Regions from separate parts of the Homo sapiens genome. Here region 1 is linked to region 2. A link is an interaction called in ENCODE POLR2A ChIA-PET data of the cell type or tissue named here. Cell type or tissue: GM12878. All regions are shown on one strand. Links, peaks and the distances in the headings refer to the core of each region. The heading gives the core; the rest is flanking DNA. Region 1 overlaps ETV6 (ETS variant transcription factor 6). Region 2 overlaps LINC01252 (long intergenic non-protein coding RNA 1252).

Region 1 (8,338 bases), core at 298-8,297, 150 kb before region 2:
GAGAAGAATTATTATTGGCTAAAACAAGACACTGGGATTATCTATGGCTTCAATTTTCCATGCTCTCCCAGCCCCTAATTATCAGATACAGTCAAGTCAGCCTAACTTTATAGTGACAGCCCAGTCTACAAGTGAGCAGGGGCATAATATTCAAATTCTAGAATTTCCACAGAGGTAACCTATGATACCTTCTTCCTTAAATTACAGCTCTCAAAAATGCCAGGGTGATGGACAACTTTGATCACAGGTGAAAAGGCTCAAAAAGAGATCCCACAGCATTTTAACAGCTGACTTTTCCCACCATTCAAACTTTCTATGACCTAACAGAATATGTACATCTTAATATTTTACTCTCGTAAGAAAAATAAGGAAACTAATGTTCATTAGGCATCTATTATATGCCAGGGTGCCAGACCCTCTGCTGGATGTCTTATAAATATTACCTTGCTTAATTCTAGAACAATTTAGGAAATATTTTTTCTTTTCCAACTTTTACTTTAGACATAGGGTTTACGTGTGCAGGTTTGTTACATGGGTATCTTGCATCCAGGTAGTGAGCACAGTACCCAAGAGGTAGTTTCTGACTCATTAACCCCCTCCCGCTCCTCCCTCTAGTAGTCCACAGTGTTTATTGTTCCCATGTTTATGTTCATGAGTGCTCGATGTATAGCTCCTACTTATAAGTGAGAACATGCAGCATTTGGTTTTCTGTTCCTGCATTCATTCACTTAGAATTATGGTTTCCAGCTCTTCCAACATGGTTACCCATGTTGCTATAAAGGACATGATTTCATTCCTTTTTATGGCTGCAAAGTATTCCATGGTGTATATGTACCACATTAAAACAAAATCAAATCCACTGTTGATGTGCACCTAGGTTGATTCCATGTCTTTGATACTGTGAATAGCGTGGCAGTAAACATACAAGTGTATATGTCTTTTTGGTATAATGATCTAGTTTCCTTTGGATATACACCCAGTAATGAGATTTATGGGCTGAATGGTAGCTCTGTTTTAAGTTGAGAAATCTCCAAACTGCTTTCTACAATGACTGAACTAAGTTACATTTCCCCCACCGGTGTATAAGCATTCCCTTTTCTCCATAGCCTCACCAGCATCTGTTATTTTTTGACTTTTGATAATAGCATTCTGACTGGTGTGAGACAGTATCTCGTCGTGGCTTTGATTTGCATTTCTCTGATGATTAGTGATAATAAGCATTTTTTCTTGTTTGTTGGCTGCTTGTATGTCTTCTTTTAAGAGGTGTCTGTTCATGCCCTTTGCCCATTTTTTAATGGAGTTATTGTTTTTTTGCCTCTTGATTTAAGTTCCTTATAGATTCTGGATATTAGACCTTTGTTGGATGCACAGTTTGCAAATATTTTCTCCCATTCGGTAGGTTGCTGTTTACTCTGTTGATTCTTTTGCCGTGCAGAAGCTCTTTAGTTTAATTAGTTCCCACTTGTCAATTTTTTGTTTTTGTTGCAATTGCTTTTGGGGACTTAGCCAAAAATCCTTTGCCAAGGCTAGTGTCAAGAGGGGTTTTTCCTGTGTTTTCTTCTAGGATTTTTACAGTTTGAGGTCTTAGATTTCGATTTAATCCATCTTGAGTTAATTTTTGTATATGGTGAAAGGTAAGGGTTCAGTTTCATTCTTCTGCATATGGCTAGCCAGCTATCCCAGCACCATTTATGAATAAGGAGTCCTTTACCCCATTGCTTGTTTTTGTTGGCCTTGAGCAAGAAATTTTTATCCTGATTTTACAGACAGGGAAACTGAGGCTCAGGGAATTTAAATCTGAGTTCATAAGTGTCAGAACTAAGAGCTGAACACAGAGTTGCCTTTGCCTCTCCCTAAAAACTGTGCTGTTTAACCATACAACTCAGTCTCAATGGTTTCTTACTTATATCCAGAAGTGTCTTTGACAACACTCTCAAGGCTTATTAGGGAGATGACTGTGCTGATGGCTCTTCGTGACTCTTAAAGATTAATGCTGTGCCTGAACATGCTAACACCATCCTCAGAAGCCCCTTTTCCTATCTTCAGATATCAACTCTTTCCCCTTCTATAATCACTGATACCAATAACCCACAGCTTCTCGTCCTTTGCCAAATCTGTATGAACTGCCACCAGTCCTGTTTATAGCTTCTGATTCGTGGGAGACCAGGCATTTCCTGCATGGTGGGAGCCTGAGGCCACGGTGGGAGAGGGGGCGGTAAAAGATGCCTTTCCTTCCCGGATGACTCAGAGCCAATGACTGTGCCGGAGCCCAGACAGCAGAAGCCTGTGCCCTTGGCGTCACCACAGGACCGCTTCCTATCTCAGTGAGGGAAGTGGCTGAAAGAGCCAGTGTGAGGGAAGAGGAAGGAAGGAGGCAGAGGGTCTGTTACCAGTCCTCATCCCTGCCTTCCATTCCCGCTTCTCTCTTGTCCCTTGCCCCAGACCCACCCCCGTGCTGGATTTTAATGCACAGACTTGCCTTTCTCAGATTCAAGCCTGACTCTGCCCTAGCACCCCCAAAAGACGCCACAGCCCATCAAGTTCCTCCCTGTGAGAGACATCGAGGCCTCTTGGTGTTGGCCAGAGATAAATGCATCTTTATTCAGAGCCCTGTAAAATTACAAACTGGTTTGCTTTATTACTTGTCAGCTGGTCCTTCCTTGCCATCCCTGGTGAGTGAAAGACAGGCTAGCATGACTGCATCTCAGTGCAGGAAAATGCTACAAGAGCTTGTCCTTCAGGGAAGAAAATCTCCTGATGTCTATACAGAGCACTTACTGTCTCTATCACATGACAGACCTAAAAGATCAGGATCTTTCGTGGGTCTATGTTTGTCGGTATTTTTAATATGCATGAGATTGCCCAAAGGGACTGTGAGATAACTTGGGGCAAGGACCACATTTCCTTCACCAAAGAGTATCAACATGATGCTAGATTTCCAGGCAGTGCCTCCTGACTTGAGATGCAGGCCTCCTGCGTGGAGCAAATGGATTCCAGACTCCAGTATACGGCTCCCCGTGGTGCAGGCTTCAGTTTCCCTCTCCCCAGCGGCCTCACTAACAGGGTGGCAGCTTAGCCAGTCCCTGGGCAGCTTCAACAGCTTTGATTAAATCTGGTCTGCTTCCAGTCCTGGAGATGCCAGAGAAATCACACTGATTACCCTAACAGACTGGATGAAACACTAAACACATACATTCTGCACAGCCTCAACAACTTCAGGAGAGAGAGAACCCAGACTCTGGGCAATGCCTGTCTGAATGACTCTTTCTGAATCACAGATCAGGGATCTGCCATCAGCCCTCACAGTGATTGTTCTGCAAGTCTGGCAGCCCTAAACTGATTCCTGCTTATTCTAAAATACAGTATTGAGCACTGGGCTGGCTTCGTGAGTGTGCGACCTGTGACCTGTGCAGTCATACAGAGGTCCTGTGCTTGTCTGAGAATTTTTTTGAGACACAGTCTCACTCTGTTGCCCAGGCTGCCTCCCAGGCTTAAAAGCAAGCCTCCCACCTCAGCCTCCCAAGTAGCTGGGACTACAGGCACACACCACCATGCCCAACTAATTTTTTTTTTTTTTTTTTTTTAGTAGCGATGGGGTTTCGTCATGTTGCCCAGGCTGGTCTCAAACTCCTGAGCTCAAGCGATCCGCCTGCCTCGTCCTCCCAAAGTGCTAGGATTTCAGGAGTGTGCCACCACACCTAGCCAACCTGGGTTTGTTTTAATGCTCTGCTGTGGCTATCTTGAAATTCTTCCTAATTTTTGAACAAGGAGCCCTACATCTACATTCTGCACCAAGTCCCAGTAGTTACCTAGCCAGTCCTGCCGAACACTAACTCCATTCAGTCACTTCAAGACATCTTGTAAGTCTGGGAAGCTGTGCCAAAAGAAATGGGGTGTGGTCAGGCAAGGGGTGAGGCTTTGGGCTGAGGTGTGGGGGCTGCTCAGCACAGGGGAGCCCAGGGTTCCTGGAACGGGGCAAGACACCAGCATGGACCAAGGAAACAGGAAGGGCCTCTCAATGCACACAAAAAATATTGCCCACTTTGGACCACTAGTTTTTGGAAGTTTCGGAAACTTCCCAAATCTATTTCAAGTTTTTTATTATGGGCCTTATTTCTATCTCTCTGATTTATATAAAACCTGACTTTCCCCCCATGTTTCGAAGAAGGTTGTTTTAAAAGGTGGCATTCTGTTTGTTCTTTTCAGCTCAAAAGAAATTTGCATGAGGTAAGGGGCTGTTGAGATTGAGAACTCCACTTCCAGGCTGTTAATTCTGTTCAAAGTCCAGGCCCACTCAGCTAGAGAACGGGTTGTTGCAGCGAGTAGTTGGAGGTCAGATACCACTGATCAGGCTGAGTGGGAGGGAATATCAGGGGACACTCACAGTGTAGAGTGTCTCTGGGTACAAAGTTCTCGATGATCATCAACAACAATAAACTATAGGAAAAATGTCCCACGGTGTATTTTGTAAGAAATTGCCTTGGGAAAGCATTCTCATGCGTTTTCAAAATGAGTCAGATGACAAAGACATTGCTTCTTTGAATGCTTCAGTAACTGTCTTGTGATCACTTGCAGGCGCATGAGGTCGAGCCTTTTATTAATGTTCTCAGACATGACAGCTAGAGATGGACGGATGTTCCTTATGCACACACATGTATACATGCCCCATAGCGTTACTGTATTACACTATAGGGAAAAGCAGTTGCCAAAAAGATATTTATTTAGGATAAATGAATATTCCATAGCACCCCTGCTTGTTACTACACTCTGTCTGAATCCCTGTGCACAGCCTGTCCTCCAGAACCATGAAATCAGCAGGAAGCAGATATGTTTTATGGGCTATGTGTCACTTAGCGCCGCCTGCGCATCCTAATAGGTGATGAAATAAGGGAGCTGCAGCAATTGCTATTGAAGCTGAAAATGTGGCCCCCTTGGCTCCAGGTTTGTCTGCTCTCAGGAAGGCATAGCTGGTTGCCTGCTCTTTGCAAAAGGAAGAAAATGGAACTGAGCAGACACTGCTGTATTTGGAGTGGCAGAGCAACATTAACATATACGATGCAGGAAGGAATACAACGTGGGCAAAATAAAGCTTTCCCTGAGGCTCAGGGGAAGCATCTATCTGTGTGCACTGAAGGCCTAAAGCACCTCAGCATCGCCTGCCTGCTGAAATACGGGCTTGGATGAGAGCTTGCTGCCTACCATGCTGTGCTTTGACCCTTGGAATCAAAATCTACCTAATGATTTTAGATCTAAGAGATAAGGAGTCTTTGCCTGCTTAGAAGACTGGGAGAAGTGGCTGAGCAGTTTACAGACTGTGTACAACTGTTTGAAGGCCACAGAGGTGCTCTTGGAACTGGGCAGCATGAACATGGAGTTGAACCACTCAGATCTGGGATACAATAAGCTCAACCTACTACAGCAGCTCAGATGACTATTTCACTTACCATGTGAAAGAAAAATCACATAATTTTAGAGCTGGAAAGGAAAAGAGTGATGCTCTTGTTTGAGTCCCTTATTTCAGAGATAGAGAAATGCAGATGTCTAAGGCAGTCCAGCTGCAGCTCTGAATAATGAGTCTTCCAAAGCATCCTTGGAGCATTGCTAGAAGAGAGGGCAGAAGAAAGGAACTAATCCTGCTCTGCCCACATCCACCAACTTCAGCCAAAAGTGAACCACCTTCCACCAAATACTAACACAAATGCCAGTGCAGAAACAGAAGCAGGATGATGGACCCCAGCGGTTCAGGTCAACTCGCTTGGGTGGCATAAATCACTCCCAATTCACCAGATCACAGCCCTGATCTTCACATATTCGGTTCCGAATGATCTTTTTTTTTTTTTTTTTTTTTTTTTTTTTTGAGAAGGAGTCTTGCTCTGTCGCCCAGGCTGGAGTGCAGTGGCATGATCTCCGCTCACTGCAAGCTCAGCCTCCCAGATTCACGCTATTCTCCTGCCTCAGCCTCCCGAGTAGCTGGGACTACAGGCGCCCACCACCATGCCCGGCTAATTTTCATGTTAGCCAGGATGGTCTTGATCTCCCGACCTCGTGATCCACCCGCCTCGGCCTCCCAAAGTGTTGGGATTACAGGCGTCAGCCACCGCGCCCGGCCCCAAATGGTCTTAAACACAAGGGTAATAAGCAAGATGTTGCTTTCTTCAACTTTTCAGTATCAGATCCAGAGTGTTCCGCAAATTCCTTTTTACCCAGATTGCAGGCTTAACACCATCAGGTCAAAGACGCTGTTCTTCTCTTGGCTCTTCTATTTATGTGAAAAAAGAATTGCTAAATACTTGTTGATTATTATAAGAAACCTACAGAAACCTGATGCAAATTCTCTGATTTGAGTCAGTTTTCCTTTATCCTCTCAATTTAGCTATTTTAAGGAACTCAAAGCCCTTACTTCCAAAGGTCACATTGTGAAATTGTGACCAAAATAACAGAGAGAAATCGGCTGTCATAAATCCTCAATTTATGATTATCAAAGAAAACAAAACTGCATCCAAAAACAAGGAAAACAATGTGTGACCTCTATAAGTTCGACTCTTCCTCAGCAGCATCAGGGAGTACTGATTAGGAAAGCAGCAGGGCAGAGGAGTAGATGGCACAGCGTAGCTGGGACACACCTGGGTTTGGATCCCAGCTGTACCACTTACTAGCTGCAAAACCTTGGGTGAGTTACCTCCTTGAGTTTTGGGTTTTCTCATCCCTAAAATAAACATAGCATCCCTGTTTCATACAATGGTTGTGAGGATTGAAGGTGATAATGAGTATTTAAACCACCTGGCACTCACTATGTATCTAGTAATGGTGACCTCAAGTTGCATTCCTGGTTCTGATAATCATTTCATACCTTGGCCTCCTTCTCTTCATCTTCAAAATAAAGCAGTCAAAATAAATAATCACTAGGGTCCATCTCCACTCAAGGCTCTAAGAAAAGACGAATGCTCAACTCTCCACTAATCCAGTCTATCTAAAGGCCAGTGAAAAGAGAAATAGCCTATATTTCCGTAATATCGTGGTTTTCAGTGTATATGCTCATAGAACTATCGAATTTGATGTCACCCCAAGAATTCCTGCTCATTTCGGTTAAACAAAAAAGACATGGTCTTCCCCATTTGAAAAATCTCAAAACGATCTCCACATTTTACATCCTATTGCCCCTGCCACGGCTCTGTCATGTAACGTGGGTATCATCTTTAATCATCTCCAAACTGGGTGTGATGGGCCCATGGTCTTCCTTCTCCAATCCACCTTCCACGACTGTCAGTCATCTCTTCAAAACACAGAACTGACCATACTCCAACCCTTTAACTGCCTTCTAACCGTCTTTGTGATTGCCAAAGCACACAAGCATGCCTCCCCACCTTGTGTTCCAGCCACTCACATACGCAACTCACATGCCCCTGCCCTCCTCACCAGGAGTCTACTCCCTCCCCTCAGTCTGAAACAGTCACTTACTGTAGACCTTCCACACCACCCTGTCTACATGTCTGTAAGTGTCTTCCATCACAGATCTTTTTTTTTTTTTTTTTTTTTTTCACCTCAAGGTATGATTACTTACCTAAAAGTCTGTCTCTATAGCTGGACTATAAGTTGTGCTTTTTCCGTCTTTGGTTCTCAGCCTCTTGAGGCTGCCTGTGTTAAGCCATGCATGTAGTAGGTAGTTCATAAAGTCATACTGAATTATTTACTTAATTGGTTTCAGCAGGCCCCTAATCAAATACATGCTAGAAGAGAAGAAGGCAGGCTGCGTAGTTAGGCAATTCATTATCACAATATCTTTGATTAGTCAGCTATCACTTTGGAAAGTGCAGAGAACTGGAGGCAAGCCCATGAGATGTTGGACATGAGGCTGGCTGAGTTTTGATTGGGAGCAAAGAGCAAGAGAGAGCCGTTATATCTGTGCCCAGAAAATGTGGGGAGGCCAAATCTGTTTTCTTTCTGTCTTCCCTTGCCTCTCTTTCTTTGTCCTCTTTCCATTATTACCTCCTCCTTCCTCTCATCTCCAACGTTAATTCATTTGATAAATATTTAGTGAGTGCTTATGATGTGCTAAGTACTGTTCTGACACTAAGGATACAGCAGCAAGCAAAATGACGCCCCTGCATTCTAGTGCAGTGCATCTCAAGCTTTAATGTCATATGCATCATCTGTGGGTCCTGCCAAAGAGAAGAATTGGACTCAGCTTTCAAATAAAGGTGATGCTGATGCCACCAGTCCACATCCTCTGGGAAGTAAGGTTCTAGACTAGAACACTGGTTCTCAAGCTTGGTTGCACATAGGAATCTCCTGGGAGTTTTACAAAATACTAATGCTGAGTCTCTTCCTTATAACATTA
Region 2 (8,338 bases), core at 195-8,194:
CCATCTCTATAATGTTGGTTTATTGGTTTGAGACAGCATTTGCTGAATCAGATGAAGAAAATAAGCCGTTATTTTTTGTTGAAAGTGCTTATCAGGAAACACTAAAAACAAAACAAAACAAAAAAACCCATTATAAAACTCAAACCTTCACTGAACCCTTAGTTGGGTAAATAAAAAAGTAATTACACCTATAAAAGCAACTTTGGGGAAATTTGAATATGAAGTAGTTATCCCACTTTTGTGGGATTATTGTCAATGTTTCTTAGGTGTGGTAATAGTACTGTGGTTTTGATGGAGAAGTCCTTGTTCTTAGCATGTACTTAGCATGCTAAAGTACTTGGAGGTAAAATGTCACTATGTTTGAAACTTAATTCCAAATGATTCAGCAAACAGAAAATGCAGATATCCAACTCACAGCAGATATCCAAAGTATATGAAGCAAAAACAGACAAATTGAGAAAAGATACAGAAAATTCAATAATGATAGTCAGAGACTTTAATGTGCCAATTTCAACAATGGGTAGCACGACCAGACAGAAGATTAACAAGGGAATAGAAGAATTGAATAATACTATTTGTGTAGTGTTGTATAGTTTGTGAAAACTGGACCTAACAGACAGCTGTAGAACACCTTACTCAACAACACAATACCCATCCTTCTCAAGCACATCTGTATCATTCTCTAGCACAAAACATGTACGAGGCCATAAAACAAGCCAAAATACATTTAAAAGGCTTAACATCCTTTGAAGTATAGTCTCTGGCCACAATTAAAAAATTAGAAATCAGTAACAGAAGGAAATTTGGAAAATTCACAGATATGTGGAAATTAAACAACATACTCCTAAATCATGAGTGAGTCAAATAAATCTCAAGGAAAACTAGCAAATAATTTGATATGAATGAACACAAAAATGCAACATATTAAAATTTATGGAATTTAGCAAAGCAATGCTTAGAGGGAAATTTATAGCTGTAAAGTACCTATATTAAAAAAGAAGAATCTCAAAAGAATAACATAACCTCCTACTTTAAGATACTACAAAGAGAAGAGAAAACTAAACTCAAATCCAGCAGCAAGAAAGAGACAATAAATGTTACAGGATAAATAAATGAAATAGAAAATAGAAAAACAGCAAATCGCAAGGCTAAAAATTGGTTATTTGAATAAAATGAGCAAAATTGACAAACTTTAGCTAGACTGATCAAGAAAAAAAGAAAAAAATCCTCAAATTATTAACACCAGGAATGAAAGAGGAGACATTGCTACTGACCTGTAGAAATAAAACGAATTATAAGGGAATACCATGAATAATTTTATGCCAACACATTAGATAACCTAGATAAAATAGACGCATTCCTAGAAAAACACAATCTCCCAAAAGTCACTTGAGAAAACATAGATTATCTAAATGGACCTAAGATAAGTAAAGAGATTGAATTAATAATAATAAAAAATATTCCACAAAGAAAGGCCCAGGCCTAGATGGCTTTACTGGAGAAACCTACCAAATGTTAAAAGAATGACAAAATTTATTTACAAACTCTTCCAAAAAGTAGAAGAGAAAGAAGTGCTTCTTAATTATTCTGTGAAGCCAGCATTACCTTCATATCAAAACCAGACAAAAACTTAAGAAAAAAACACTACAGACCAATATTCCTTATGTATACAGATGTAAATATTTTCAACAAAATGACAACAAACTGAATCTAGCAACATATAAAAAGGATTATACTTTATGACCAAGTGATATTTGTCTGAGCTATGCAAGGTTGGTTCAACATATGAACATCAATAGATACAATATACCACACTGATACAATAAGGACCAAAAAACATATGATCCTCTTAACAGATGTCAAAAAAGCATTTGACCAAATTCAGCACCCTCTCATGATTAAAAATACTCCATAGACTAAGAAAAGATGGTGACATCTATAATTTAGTAAAGGGCATCTACAAAAAACTCACAGCTAGCAACATATGTAATGGTGAAACATTGAAATAGTTCTCCTTAGGATCAGGAAAAAGGCAAGGATGTCTGCTCTTGCCACTTTTATTCTATATTGTACTGGAGGTTCTAGTTAGGGAAATTAAGCAAGAAAAAGGAAAAAAGGCAACCAGATTGGAAAGAAAGAAGTGAAAATATCTCTATTCACAGTGACATCATCTTATATATAGAAAATCCTAAGGTATCCTCTCCCCCTGCCACATACGCAAACTATTAAACTAGTAAATGAATTCAGCAAGGATGTAGATATAAGATCAATATATAAAAAAGTTTATTCTATACCCTACCAATATCTAAAAATAAAAATAAGAAAATAATTTCACTGGTAATAACACCAAGTAGAAAACCTATTTAGGAAGAAATTTAACAAAGGTAGTATACATTTTGTACATTGAAAAACTAAAAAACATTATTGAAAGAAATTAAAGATCCAAATAAATGAAGACATCTTGTGCTCATGGACTGGAAGGCTTAGTATTGTTAAGATGGCAACATTCCACAGATACACAGTTTCAAAATAGTCTCTATAAAAATTCCAGCAGCCTTTTTTGCAGAAATTGGCAAGCTGATCTTAAAATTCATATGGAAATTCAAGAGACCCAGAATAGCTAAAACAATCTTAAAGAGGGGGAATAAATTTGGAGGACTCATACACACTAATTTCAAAACTTACTACAGGGCAACAGTAATCAAGATAGTATGTTACTAGTATAAGGATAGGCATATAGACCAGAAGTGAGAATCTAGAAATAGACTCTCACATATTTGATCAATTGACTTTTCACAAGAGTGTCCAAATAATTCAATAGGGAAAGAATAGCATTTTCAATAAATGGTGCTGGGACAACTGGATATTCACCTGCAAAAGTGCAAAGTTGGACTCTTCACAATGTATACAAAAATTAACTCAAAAAACACATTGGCTTATGCAAAGAATTCATGACTAGTACATCAAAAGTGCAGGCAACAAAACCAAAAATAGACAAATGGGACTTAATTGAACTAAAAAGCTTCTGCATAGCAAAAGAAATAATCAACCAGGGGCAGTGGCTCACGCCTATAATCCCAGCACTTTGGGAGGCCGAGGCAGGCAGATCACTTGAGGTCAGGAGTTCAAGACCAGCCTGGACAACATGGCAGAACCCCATCTCTACTAAAAATGCAACAATTAGCTCGGCTTGGTGGTGGGAGCCTGTAATTCCAGCTACTTCGGAGGCTGAGGCATGAGAATCACTTGAGCCTGGGAGGTGGAGGTTGCAGTGAGCCGAGATCGTGCCACTGCACTCCGCCCTGGGTGACAGAGAGACTCTGTCTCAGGGAAAAAAAAAAAAAAAAAAAAAAACCAACAGAATGAACAGACAATCTGCAGAATGTGAAAAAATATTTGCAAACCACATATGTGACAAGGGACTAATATCCAGAATCTACTAGGAACTGAAACAACTCAATAACAACAACAACGAAACCTCCCACAAATAACCTCATTACAAAGTGGACCAAGGGGGCAAGCATAACCATGGCAACCCTGACCCAGTTGTGAGAAGCTCCAGGCCCCTTGCTGGTGTGTGAAATATCAAATTTCAAGCACAACAAGTCACAAATCCAGGATCTGACTGAGATATAATACCACAATTACAGAAGGAAAAAAGCTGGCAACAATGTCTCCAGATGCTGCTGAGCTTGTAGCACTTAACAGGACTGTTCACCAGGCCACCCAGAGGCCCAACAGCAAACCCTATCCCTGTCCTGAGGGAGAGGTCCTGCAGCGGACCCTGGGCCAGCACTGGGAGGAATATGTCTCCTCAGACCCCACTTCCCAGCAGCAGAACGCCACCTCTGCTGACTCTGAACCAGGTCCTGAATTTAAAAGACAATTTGAACTTGGATTCGTATTACATTTGAGAGACAGGGAAATATCACAGTTGCATATACTCATGATTCCTTTCCTTCTCCAAGCCCAATGTTATGAAAACAGAATGTGAAATTTTAAAAAAAGTGGGCAAAGGGCATGAACAGACATTTTTCAAAAGAAGACATACAAATAGCCAACAAGCATATGAAAAGAAAATGCTCATCACTAATCATCAGAGAAATGCAAATTGAAACCACAATGAGATATCTTACACCAGTCAGAATGGCTATGATTAAAAAGTAAAAAAATAACAGATGTTGGCAAGGATGCAGAGTTTATAAAGGGAACCCTTATGCACTGTTGGTGGGAATGTAAATTAGTTCAACCTCTATGGAAAATAGTATGGATATTTCTCAAAGAATTAAAATTAGAACTACCATTTGTTCCGGCAATCACACTACTGGGTATCTATCCAAAGGAAAAGAAATCATTTTATCAAAAAGACACCTTTCATTTGTATGTTTATCACAGCACTATTCACAACAGCAGACATAGAACCCACCTAAGTGTCCATCAATGGATGGTTGGATGAAGAAATGCTACCCCGTAGTATACTAAATGTGGTATACTATTCAGTGGTATACTAAATAGTAGAATACTATTCAGCCTTAAAAAACAATGAACTCGGCCAGGCACGGTGGTTCACACCTGTAATCCCAGGATTTTGGGAGGCTGAGGCGAGCGGATCACAAGGTCAGGAAATCGAGACCATCCTGGCTAACACGGGGAAACCCCGTCTCTACTAAAAAAAAATACAAAAAAATTAGCCAGGTGTGGTGGCGGTAGCCTGTAGTCCCAGCTACTTGGGAGGCTGAGGCAGGAGAATGGCGTGAACCCGGAAGGTGGAGCTTGCAGTGAGCCGAAATTGCGCCACTGCACTCTAGCCTGGGCAACAGAGTGAGACACCGTCTCAAAAAAAAAATAAAATAAAAAAAATAAAAAGAACTCATGTCTTTTGCAGCAACATGGATGGAACAGGAGGTCTATCTTAGGTGAAGTAACTCAGAAACAGAAAGTCAAGTACTGCATGTTTTCACTTATAAGTAGGAGCTAAAAAATGTGTATATATGGACATAGAGTGTGGAATAATAGATATTGGAGACTCAGAAGGGTGAGGAGGAAGGGAGGTTAAGAGATAAGAAATGGGCTGGGCATGGTGGCTTATGCCTGTAACCCCAGCACTTTGGGAGGCCGAGGCGGGTGGATCACGAGGTCAGGAGATCGAGACCATCCTGGCTAACATGGTGAAACCTCGTCTCTACTAAAAATACAAAAAATTAGCCAGGCGTGGTGGCGGGCACCTGTAGTCCCAGCTGCTGGGGAGGCTGAGGCAGGAGAATGGCGTGAACCCGGGAGGCGGAGCTTGCAGTGAGCAGAGATCGAGCCACTTCACTCCAGCCTGGGTGACAGAAAGAGACTCTGTCTCAAAAAAAAAAAAAAAAAAAAAGATGAGAAATGACTTCATGGATATAATGTACATCATTTGGGCAATGGTTACAGTAAAAGCCCAGACTTCGCCACCATGCAGTATGTCCATATAACACAACTGCACTTGTACCTCCTAGGTTTAGATTTTAAAAGTCAACTCACAATGGAATGTAAACATAAATATAAAAATCAAAACTAGGCCAGGTGTGGTGGCTCACACCTGTAATCCCAGCACTTTGGGAGGCCAAGGTGGGCGGATCACGAGGTCAGGAGTTCGAGACCAGCCTGGCCAATATCGTGAAACTCCGTCTCTAGTAAAAATACAAAAATTAGCTGGGCATGGTGGCACGTGCCTGTAGTCCCAGCTACTCGGGAGGCTGAGCAGAAAAATCGCTTGAACCCGGGAGGTGGAGGTTGCAGTGAGCTGAGATTGCGCCACTGCACTCCAGCAGCCTGGATGACAGAGCAAGACTCCGTCAAAAAAAAAAAAAAATCAAAACTATAAACCTCTTAGGAGAAAGTGCTGTAGTAAATATGCATGAACAGCGGTTAGACAAAGCCTTCCAAGCTATAACACCATAGAAAAAAGTGGCCCCCAAAAGTAATAATAATAAATTAGACTTCCTTAAAAAGAAAACTTTTTCTGCTTCAGAAGACACTATCAAGAAAGTGAAAAGACAACCTACAGTAAGAGAGAAAGTATTTGCAAATCATATAACCAATAAGGGACTTTTATCCAGGATATAAAATAACCTCAAAACTTAACAGTATAAGACCACCCAAGTAAAAATGGGCCAACTATTTGAATAGACATTTCTTCAGAGAAGATAACTAAATGATCAATAAGTACATAAAAAAGCTCAACATCATTAGTCATTAAGGAAATTAAAATAAAAAATAAAAAACATGTGATACTGCTTCACACCCACTATGATGGCTATATAATAAAAAAGATGGCCAATAAAAATTGTGGGGGAGAATGCAGAGAAATTGGAACCCTTATACATTGCTGGTTGAAATGGAAAATGCAGCAACTTTGGAAAACTCTTTGACTATTTCTCAAAATATTACAAATAGAGTTACATAGGACCTAGCAATTTCAATGTTGGATGTATATCCAACTGAACTGAAAACACGTGTTCACACAAAAACTTGTACACGAATGTTCATTGCAGCATTATTCATAATAGCCCCAAGGTGGAAACAACCTAAATTTCCATCCACTAGTGAATGAATAAACAAAATGTGGTATAAGCATACAGTGGATTTCCCCTTTCACTCAAAAGATATTTCAAGATATTATTAAACTTAAATTTTAAAATTAGTTTCCTTTGCTTTATGCTAAGAGAATAATAAGTCCTGTGGAATTTGTGATTTCTTAAACTTACTTTTAGACAAACCATTAAATTATAGTAAATATTTCAGGCACATTATAAAAGATGGCATGTGGTTTTGACGCATACATAATTTTATAAGTATTTATTAAATAAAATATGTTACTTACATCAACCATCCCCAACCTTTTCGGCACCAGGGACAGGTTTCGTAAAAGACAATTTTCCCACGGATGGGGGTTGGGTGGAGGGTTTCAGGATGAAACTGTTCCACCTCAGATCATCAGGCACTAGATTCTCATAAGGAGCTCACAGCCTAGATCCCTTGCATGCACAGTTCACATGGTTTGCTCCTATGAGAATCGAATGCTGCTGCTGATCTGACAGGAGGCAGAGATCAGGCGGTAATGCTCACTCACCACCCCCTGCCACCTTCTGCTGTGTGGCCCAGTTCCTAACAGGCCATCAACAGGTACTGGTCCATGGCCTGGGTACTGGGGACCCCGGAATTATATTACTCAGCTGTCTCTACATTTAGGTATTACTTATTTTGCCTGCCAAAGAGTAAAATGTGTTAAAACTTCCCAATACAATTAGTTTCTGTAATTTTCTTCTTGTCTTTCTGTTGTGTTTTGTTCTCTATATATTTATCTAGTGTTTATGAATAAAATTACACAACTCATACTACAGCACAGCTTTATCAATAAAGTGGAGATTTTTACCCTACTTTTCATTTTCTACCTTAAGTTATACTTTGTCAGATGTTAATTCCTGCTTTCTTTTTATTTTAATTTCTTGGTATATCTTTGCTTATCATTTTGCTTTCAATGTTTATGCTTATTTTGGTTTGAGTATGTTTTATAACCTACATAGACTGTGTGTGTATATGCTTGTAAGTGCAAGGGTGTGTATTTAACCAGCTTGAGAACCACTGTCTTTTAATAGCGAAGTTTAAGAAGTTCAACCCATTTTCATTATTATTATTGTTACATATTTTACTATAATACATTATATGTAATATATATTTTTATATTTCACTGTGTCTGGGTATGGTGGCTCATACCTGAAGCCCTAGCAGTTTGGGAGGCTGAGGCGGGAGGACTACTTGAGCCCAGGAATTTAAGATCAGCTTTGGCAACATGAGATCTCCATTTCTACAAAAAGTTTAAAAATTAGCCAGGTGTCATGGCTCACGCCTGTAGGCCTGGCTACACGGGAGGCCGAAGCGGGAGGATAGCTTGATCCCAGGAGGTCAAGGTTGCAGTGAGCTGTGTTCACGCCACTGATCTCCAGCCTGGGCAACAGAGCAAGACCCTGTCTCAAAAAACCAAACCAAACCAAACAAAACTTCATTGCTGTTTTTCTGTTTTGTAATTGCTAGACTATGTTTTGTTTTATTGATGTCTTCTTCGATAATGTTCAAAATTATCAATTACGTTTCTCAATTTTTCAATTGAATAAATCAGAAAAAATGGATATATATAACAGCATAAACATAAAAACCTTACAAGCATTGAATAATATCTTAAATTAAAGGACAAAAAGACTGAGAAAATATTTGCAACAAATAAGATACATATTCACAATACAATCCACAATATAAAAGAAGTCATGAACATCCATAAGAAAAAAATGGGTATAGCAGTCAAAAC

Evidence for each region. ChIA-PET counts read pairs that join two places held together with the same protein. Peaks named below come from ENCODE experiments on the same cell type or tissue, not always from the same donor. Only the 100,000 strongest peaks of a DNase experiment are listed, where the experiment ranks them.
Region 1: POLR2A ChIA-PET joins it to region 2 with 12 read pairs; 2 of 35 experiments call an interaction of 5 or more read pairs at or near these places.

Annotation. Positions count from the first base shown.
Region 1 is chr12:11,713,850-11,722,187 of GRCh38, reverse strand. The region is part of intron 1 of ETV6 (ETS variant transcription factor 6); the gene reads right to left. It overlaps LOC124902879 (a long non-coding RNA gene), which reads right to left. Exons shown (of 2, transcript XR_007063212.1): 1 at 3,810-8,338; 2 at 1-3,129. Among named protein-coding and RNA genes, the nearest start is that of ETV6, 68 kb to the right of the region's middle. RefSeq lists enhancers at 1,829-1,978, 2,069-2,128. In GM12878, for the core only: no CTCF peak of the experiment used is centred there; a DNase peak (open chromatin) is centred at 4,487; H3K27ac peaks cover 4,542 bases.
Region 2 is chr12:11,564,118-11,572,455 of GRCh38, reverse strand. LINC01252 (long intergenic non-protein coding RNA 1252) reads right to left here. Exons shown (of 8, transcript NR_033890.1): 8 at 8,053-8,338. Among named protein-coding and RNA genes, the nearest start is that of LINC01252, 20 kb to the right of the region's middle. RefSeq lists enhancers at 3,517-3,616, 3,637-3,686. In GM12878, for the core only: no CTCF peak of the experiment used is centred there; DNase peaks (open chromatin) are centred at 3,515, 6,534 and 6,975; H3K4me3 peaks cover 865 bases; H3K27ac peaks cover 6,240 bases.